Linked DNA regions of Homo sapiens: region 2 is linked to region 1. Evidence: chromatin loops called from intact Hi-C (ENCODE). Cell type or tissue: ascending aorta. All regions are shown on one strand. Links, peaks and the distances in the headings refer to the core of each region. The heading gives the core; the rest is flanking DNA. Region 1 overlaps PID1 (phosphotyrosine interaction domain containing 1). Region 2 overlaps PID1 (phosphotyrosine interaction domain containing 1).

What was found. Hi-C counts contacts between places; a loop is a spot of excess contacts. Peaks named below come from ENCODE experiments on the same cell type or tissue, not always from the same donor. Only the 100,000 strongest peaks of a DNase experiment are listed, where the experiment ranks them.
Region 2: a loop joins it to region 1, with 2.5 times the contacts of the local background. A loop is called at or near these places in 1 of 110 quality-filtered maps.

The regions. Positions count from the first base shown.
Region 1 is chr2:229,162,912-229,167,311 of GRCh38, forward strand. All of the region lies in intron 1 of PID1 (phosphotyrosine interaction domain containing 1), which reads right to left. Among named protein-coding and RNA genes, the nearest start is that of PID1, 110 kb to the right of the region's middle. In ascending aorta, for the core only: a CTCF peak has its summit at 2,199; no DNase peak of the experiment used is centred there; H3K27ac peaks cover 2,269 bases.
Region 2 is chr2:229,245,245-229,249,644 of GRCh38, forward strand. The region is part of intron 1 of PID1 (phosphotyrosine interaction domain containing 1); the gene reads right to left. Among named protein-coding and RNA genes, the nearest start is that of PID1, 24 kb to the right of the region's middle. In ascending aorta, for the core only: no CTCF peak of the experiment used is centred there; no DNase peak of the experiment used is centred there; H3K4me3 peaks cover 365 bases; H3K27ac peaks cover 2,667 bases.

The DNA of each region.
Region 1 (4,400 bases), core at 124-4,123:
ATTTATTCTAACATTTTTCACAGAAATAAATGACATAAAATCAAAATAAAATTCTGTTAAACAATTTGTATATTTAACAACTAATTTGTATATAATTAAAAGTAATGATATGAAAGAAGAAAACTTTTACTTAAAATGACCTTTTATTTAAACTTTTTTAAACTATTTTTCTCTTACATATTAGTTCAACTTATAACCTATAAACATTTTTCATGCTAAGAGTTTGTCTATTTTTTCCTTTGACCCTTTTTTAATGCAAAATAGGTCAAATAATCTCCAAAATCTAGCAGGCATATACAAAATTAAACCTTCTTCTTCAAGAATTAACCTTCTTATGAAGTTTATGTCAATCTGGCATTTCAAGAAAAGAAAAACCTACACCAATTTGGCATTTATCTTCTTGTTACAATTCATCCTAGTCACTGTCTTATTCAAAATAGTTTCAGTTTAATTTTAAAGGCCTACATCCAAATCCTTATAAATTTAAAAGGCGCTCTATATCTATTAAAGAAATGGCTATTATTAAGCTAACTGAAAATACTCATGTTCACACAGCCATATTTATTCATGCAGCTTTGATCATGGAAGCATTTTTTTTTTTACCTTCCCAGAGTCTCTCAAGTGATTATGTGGGAGAGGAACCAAAATAACTCCGTGCCCAAGGAGTATGCAAAAGCCCCCAAGGCTTGTGAAGGGCTCACTTACTCAGTGGGGAGAGAGACAGAGGGAGAGAGAGAGAGTGTGTGTGTGTGTGTGTGTGTGTGCGTGTGCGTGTGTGTGTGTGTATACTCACTAATTCATTGATTTTGTCACTGACTTGAAATACACACACACACGCACACACACAAATGTGTTATGTTCCTAGTTAAGTAGTTTCTGTCATCTTCTAAACCATTTTGCTATATGTAAACAGTTATTTTTCCATTTTTCTAACTGTGAACAGTTAAACAATTCATTGTTAAACATGGGTTACAAGCTGCCTCTAGGTAAGTTTTATTTAATTCACAGACTGCTTTGTTGTTAAAATTTGAAGTGGTTTTCAAAAATTGAGATACATACATAGCTGAAATCTATATTTCCATGTCTTTTGAAAAATCAGAAGTTCTGCAAAAGGAACATTCCCTCATGGTTAACAATTAGCTCCAGCTGACTGTTGCAACTGCCTTATTGACCTAGGGGCTTTCCTCTGCAACTGGCCATGGTCTCTGCCTGCCCTCCTGCCAACTTTCTCGTTTATACTAAACACCATTTGCTATTTTTATAGTCATTGTATGCCTTACCAAATTCACTCCCATACATTACTTGCTTGTCCCTTTTAGGCATTTGAATTTGCAACCCCTGATGTAAAACGCCAAATGCTAGGAGCACAGAACAAAAATTTCACCTACTCATGAAAAAAAAAAAATTCAAGTATAGCTGAATTGACTCCTACCTGTATTTAAATTATGAAAATTGAACTAAGAGGGTGTGAGTCAGTGAATGATAGAATAATAATATAACACAATATAAACAGGTCAACATGTCTGTCTGTCATTGCACTCAATGAGGATGGGACATGAACAAGTACTTAGAAATCTGCTCTTCTCTGAGTTATTCCCACATGCCCCTTGTGGTGTGAGTATCTTGTTGCACTGAATACAATTAAAATGCTAACAATCAATATTGTTTACTTCCACTTTTAATCAGGATGAATTAACATGAACAGGGATGACCCTCCTACTTAAAACAACCAGAAGTTAAGAAACAACAGTTTGTGACCCTGGGTATGAAGCAATGAAGGACAGTGGCCCCTGAGAGATGTGAAACAAATGAGGTAAGATGTACACCTGCCCAGCTTCCTGCCTTGAAACAGTTTGCAGGCTGCAGAGCAGGGAGGAGAAACACAAGCAGGGTGCAGCGGAATCCCTGAGCTAAGGAGACAGAGATGAAAGCCTGGGGGGACAAACAAGAGAAGAGAACTTCACAGAGAGAGAATTCTGTAAATTTTCAGAGGGTCTCCTTAAATATTCAGCTGACTACTGATCAGCATATGCATAAAAGGAAACTCAAGGCTGGACAACATCCACTGGAAAGAATAAGAGGTTAGAGTGCTGGTGCTCACACAGGGCCAGTTACATTGCCTGCTCGCATCAGCCAGACTGAAAAAACTCATGAGTCACAGAGCAATGAGTAGAGAAATAAAGAAGTTCTAGTGCCACTAGTGGGGAAATTAGCACTAGACTACATGTTGCTCTGGTCTCACCTACAAATCTTAAAAGGAAGATTCAAAGGATCAGATTGCTTCCAAGTAATTTAACAGAATCTAACAACAACAAAAAGTTGAAGAATATAGGAATACAAAAATATCCAGTATCCAATAAGGTAAAATTTAAATGACCTAACATCCAATCAAAAATCACCAGACAAGGCCGGGCATGGTGGCTCATGCCTGTAAACCCAGCACTTTGGAAGGCTGAGACAGGCAGACCGCTTAAGCTCAGGAGTTCAAGACCAGCCTGGGCAAGATGGTGAAACCCCATCTTTACTAAAATTACAAAAAATTAGCCATAGTTCCAGCTACTTGGGAGGCTGAGGTGGCAGGATCACTAAGCCCAGGAGTTCCAGGCTGCAGTGAGCTATGATCAAGCCACTGCACTCCAGCCTGGGTGACAGAGCGAGACCCAGTCTCAAAAATAAAAAAAAAAATTGTCAGACATGAGACATGCAAAAATGGAAGAAAATAAAATCCATGAGGGTTAATAAACCAGTTAATGAAAGCCTACCCAGAACTGACAACAATGTTATAATAAACAGGCAATGACCTTAAAACTATATTCAATGTTACACTGATGGTTTTAACCAGTGCAATAAGGCAATAAAAAGAAATAATAAGACTCCATATTGGAAAGGAAGAAGTAAAATTGTCTTTATTCATAGAAAATTTGATTATCTTTGTAGACAATCCAACAATTCTTTTAGATAACCTAAAAAAAAGCAAACTACTAGAATGGATGAGTTTAGCAAAGTTGAAGGACACAAAATCAATATACAAAATTCTATTGTTTTCTATTGTCTAGCAATGAAAAATTAGCAATGACAGCAGATGTCCTTATAAAAGACTTGTACACAAATGCTCACAGTAGCTATATTTTTAAGAGCAGAAAATTAGAAACAACCTAAATGTTTCTCATCAAGCGAATGGACAAACTGTGGTATATCCACACAATGGAATGCTCCTCAACAAAGTGAAAAGGAATAAACTACAGATGCACACTACAACATAAATTATAAAACAATTATCCTGAGAACACAAACAAAAAAAGAGAACATACTGTATGATTCCATTTATATAGCATTGTAGGAAATAGATCAATGGATAGTGACTGAGAGGAGATCAGTTGTTGCCTGGGGATAGTGAGGAACGAAGAGAGGAGAGTGAGGTACATGAAGAAAGCTTTGTGGCGATGGTCTCATGCAGGTTTACAAATATCCAAACCTACCAACTTGTGCACTTTACATATGCATGGTTTATTATATGTCGAGTATACCTCATTAAAATTATTTTTCAGAGAAAAAATAGTTTCAAGTAATATGGCCCTTTAATTCATTCAAATGGCTTCATCTGATTGCTCAATGCTAGAGGGAAAATTTGCTGAGTGGAACAGACTAAGAAATAAATTCTGACCTCTAACATGGTGCCTTCCTAAGAGATTCCCAAGTAAAATTTTGACTCTACATGATTTTAATCTCCATGCTGACTTTGAAACTGAACTGTTGCATTGATATTACTCCCTATGAAATTAATAGTCAATGTCCTTCTCCTTGGATAAATGGCTAATTCTAGGACTGGGGCAAGAAAAGCAAAAGATGATCCCAGGGCATCTTGTTGAGCTAGAAATGAAGATAGTGCTCATAAAATGATGAGGACTTGTCGGATGAACGCTGGGAATAACCTGAAATAGCTCTCAACTTGGCCAACATTAGACAATTTCAGTAACAATAAATAATGGTTGTAATGGATTATAACCCTAGACTAAAAAAAATATCAATGAACAGTACTGAAAAGAAAAGAAAGGAAGGGGAAGGGGAAGGGGAAGGGGAAGTGGAAGGGGAAGGAAAGGAAAGGAAAGGAAGGGAGAGAAAAGGAAGGAAGGAAAGAAAGGGAAAGAAGAAAAGAAGAAACGAAAGAAGGGAGGAAAGAAGAAACTCATCCTTACAGTAAAGTTATACTTTTATAAATATAGAAGAAATTATCAAAATCTAAAGTTACCATATTGCAAACACTATAGCAATGTTTCAGGCATGAATCATTGTTTAAGGCTAAAATTAGTGGGCTAAATATGATGAGAATGAAGATATTTATATTGTCTCAAAGAATCTTTCCAGAAGATAATTATTTTACAAAGAGAACTTTACTTTGG
Region 2 (4,400 bases), core at 77-4,076, 82 kb after region 1:
TCTTGGCCATGTGCCTCCCTACTCCCAAACAAGGCCAAGATGAAAATGATGCTTCTTGTAACACTCCAAGCCTCCTGGTAAAAGATGCAGTGGTGGATATAAGCTCAAGTGCTTCTTACTCCTCATTCCCAAGTTCAAGTGAAAAAGGCAACTTGTATTGCCTTGCCTACTTTCCTTCCCTCTCATCAGCCTTTACTAACAACAATTATAATCCTGAAGGTATGAAGATGCTACTTGTTTTAATCAGAATAGATTTGTGCACATTACATTAAAAATTCTTACAAATTCTTAACACTTACTATTACTTAGAGTGCAAATTACAGTGCTGCTTACCAAGACAATTAGCACTGGGGGTCTGGGGCAGCTATGCCACACCTTTTATCAGCAGACTGATAAAAAATACTTGAACGTATTTTATAGTTTATGAAACATTTTTACATATATTATCTCATTTCACACTCAGAAGAAGCTAATGAGGTAGATTTTATTAGACTCATTTTGCTGAATGGGGAAATTGAGGCTCAGAAGTTTGTGTAACTTGCCCAAAGTTATAAAGACAGTACTTAGTAGGGCTAAAACTTCCCTGAAAATTTCCCAATTCCTAGTTCTACCCTGTTCCCATTATACCACGTTCACTTAGGCCAAGGGAATGTTTAAGTCATGTTTTATCCTGCATCCTTCATTTTGGCTGTAGTTTCGTTGGTTGTTGGGCTGTTTTTCGTGCTCTGTTTGTTTCATTTTGCAGACCAAATTGTGACAGGTACTTCTTTGGTAAACCTGAACAAATAAGAGTTATTTCTTCTCTTTTCTGTAGAAATAAAAACAGAATTTGCATATAATAGCAATCGCTGATTCCTGTCTAGGCTAGTTAGAGTTTAAAAAGTTGGAAGACCTCACCCACAGCAGTTCCAAATGCAATGCTTTACATTTAGGTAATTATCAATTATCTTTCAAATTCATATTAGCCAGGGAGCCAATACAGCCAGCCTACCAGAAGGAAATGATGCTTCAAACTGCGGAGCTGCTGGCATTCAGGTCATGAAATAACATAACTATGAAATTATGCAAGTAAATACCATCCTCATTCACGTAACATTTGAAAAATAATTGCTGTAAAGGAAATAATGGAATATCATGCAATATCCCTGCAAGGTCCATTTTCAGGCCCATATTTCACTACACAGAAACACACATACACATAATTGAAGAGTTAGGCTTCCTTGGTTACATACCCGTCTAACAATAAACAAGCTGGAAGTCAGTCACTCTATTCATGTTGAGCTGTGGGCACACACACCCATTTATTATCTGTGGGACTGACTGTGCCGCAAACTTTAGTGGCAATAAATAGTTGCAGAGGAAGAACCATCCACGGAACAAATAAAAACATGAGTGGATTCCAAAAAGTACAAAGATTTGCTCAACAAAACTCACTAGGCAAGGCCAGCATTATAAAAACCTGCCTCCAATCCTTCAACTGAAGCAAAATGTCTCTGGCAACTGGGAATAGTTAAAATTTCCTATTTTCTGATTATTCCAAGTGCTTACCTCTGCACATCCGGTCTCCAGCTGGGTTGGTCAGCACAAGAAGTCGCCTAAGAAAGCCAGTTCTCACAATCTTTTCAGACCAATTTAGCAATTTGCAAAATGGAGAAGGTTTATCATGATGGAAAAAAAGTAAGGTAGCCTCAGCAGTAAAAATAACCAAAGCCACAGACAATGACCCACCAACTCAAGTACAGAAACAGAATCCACATCACAATAAGAAAAATTCTACTCAGGGAAAACAGAAAGGGAATATAAATAAAACCAGAAAACTTCTATCATTAATGTGCATATGGGGCAAACTGAATACAAAGCTCCATAGAGGAGCAAAAATTTAACAATGATGATTTCTAGAAAGCACGGTGTATCATTGAGGATTAGCTTCAGCTGCAAATGAAAGATAAAGCAAAAGAACATTGGTTTAAAGGACATAGACATTTCCATCTCTCACACAGAAACAAAGCCTGGAGTGAGAGGCCCAAGGCTAGTATGAAAGCTCCAGAACTCACACATCTTTATGTTCTACAGTTCTTAGCACATGGCTCCTCTCACATGGCTTAAAAGGGCCTCTCAAATGACCATCACATTTATATTCCTGCCAGATTACAGGAAGAAGAGTGCAGAGATGCATGCATCCTGCCTGTAAGATATCCCTGCTTATGTCCCACCAACTACAACTAAATTGCTGTAGGACTAGCGCAAGTGAACTTGGAAATAGCAAAACATCTCATAACTAGTGCAAGCGAACTTGGAAATAGCAAAATATTTCTTTACAATTGGCATTTGCAATGGTTGGAAGATAAATATTTTACAGCTCGAGGGAATTCAGGGCCTTGGGGTCCATGCAAACATCCAAAAGATATTTAGAAACTACCTACTTTTGCCGGATACTAGGCTCTGCACTGGAGAACAGCCCCTGCCTTTAGGCACAGACACTTCAGTGACCACCACTCCCTAAAACAACTAGAAGTGACATTTATGAACACGCATGCATAATGTCTTCTTCTTTAACAGTTTACTTGGAAATAACCTCCAACATACCAAAACACAGCAAGAATAAGACAGCTTTATCAGATCTACCAACCACCAACACTTTATCACATTTGCTTTATTATATATTGTCATTCTCACTTATTCACTTTCTCCCACCTCCTTCTCTTACTACTCCTCTTCCTTCTCATCCTCCTCATCCTTCCTTCTCTCTCTTCCCTTTCCTTACCTTTTTCCTCCCTTTACCCACATGCATTTGAGAGTAAGATACAGACGCTATTTCCCCTTCATCCCTAAATATATCAGTATATATTTCCTAAGAACAAGAACATTCTCTTGCCTAACCATAGTAAAATTATGTCACCAACTAACTCAGTGAAGTCATTTATACTAATGTTTTTCCTGGTCCAGGATCAAATTCAAGATCATGTACTGCACTGGGTTGTCATGTCTACTCAATCTGGACCAGTTTCTTAGCCTTTTTTTCTCTTTCATGGTACTGATATTTTTGAAGAGCCTGAGACAGTTGTTTTAGAGAATACATGCTCCTGGAACAGGAATATGATGCGAGTGAGCCTTCTCAGTGCGTTGTATCAGGAGGCAGACGATCATGGTTTGCCTCATTATGGGTGATGCTAACTTTGATTCTTTGTCTAAGTTAATTTCTTCCATTGGACTTTTCCAGTGGAAAGTTAGCATTTTCCTGTAGTCAACTGATAGTGTCTGGTGAGATACTTTGAGATTCTATAAATAACCTGTCCCACATAAAACATTCACACACTAGTTTTATAATCACTAATGATTCTTGCCTGGATTAAATATTATTATGATGATTGAAAATGGTGATTTTCTAACTCCATCATCCCTGCTTTATTTATTAGGTAACATTTTATTGTAAGGAAGAGCTTACCTTTCTTATCTATTTATTTGTTTGCTTATTCCTTTGTTTAAATCAGTTTATATTAGTATGAACTCATAGACTTATTTTTTTTTAAAGTGCTAAAATCCTCAAAAGCTGTTATTTATTTTGAGGTGTACTAAATTTGTCCAATGAAAGCCAAGGGGCCTTCTGTGTCATGTTGAAATAACTTTTTTTTTCTGAGCACTTCCTTGCTTTCTACAACAACAGATAATGTGTTTAGGAATCTTAGAGACCTCTGGCTTTCTTGATGATGCTCAAATGGAGCTCACTTTGTTTTACACAAGGAAAAGCAACCTAAAACTTTCTCCCCCATCTGAAAGCCCACCAGAAAACAGATGCAACTCTGAACAAGACAGATTCTATGTTTTATATTTTTAATTAATTGCCATTTATGAATAGCTCCAACTATTGCCATCTCTTGCATTCCTGAAATTAAATATAACAAAGGGAATGTCCCTAATAGTAAGTAGAAATAACTTGGGTACAAGCTATCTGCAATGTATAATATCTTTATTTAAATGTCAAGAAAATCCAGAACACATTTCAAAAAAGTTTAATATAAACACATAGAATTGTGCATTTTCCCCCATTAACATGTGGCTCTAAAGATAAATGTAAGAAAAATACCTCTCTCAACACAAAAGTAAAATTCTTCTCTTAGCATGCTCATTATGCCACTCTATCTCTTACCTTTCCATCCACAGAAATTAAGAGAGATGACAAAAAATAAATTATAAAATATCATTAGTTTATTGAAGCATGACATAAATATATTCACTGAGCTTGTATGGTGTTGCCGGCCTTGTATTCCAAGTATTATTCCATGTGCAATGGGGCACACAAAGATGAACAAAGACCCAGCCCTCAGCTTCTAGGCTTTTGGAAGATAGAAGTCCACACATAATTCCAATAAAAAGAAAAACAAGAATGAGCTGAATGGTAT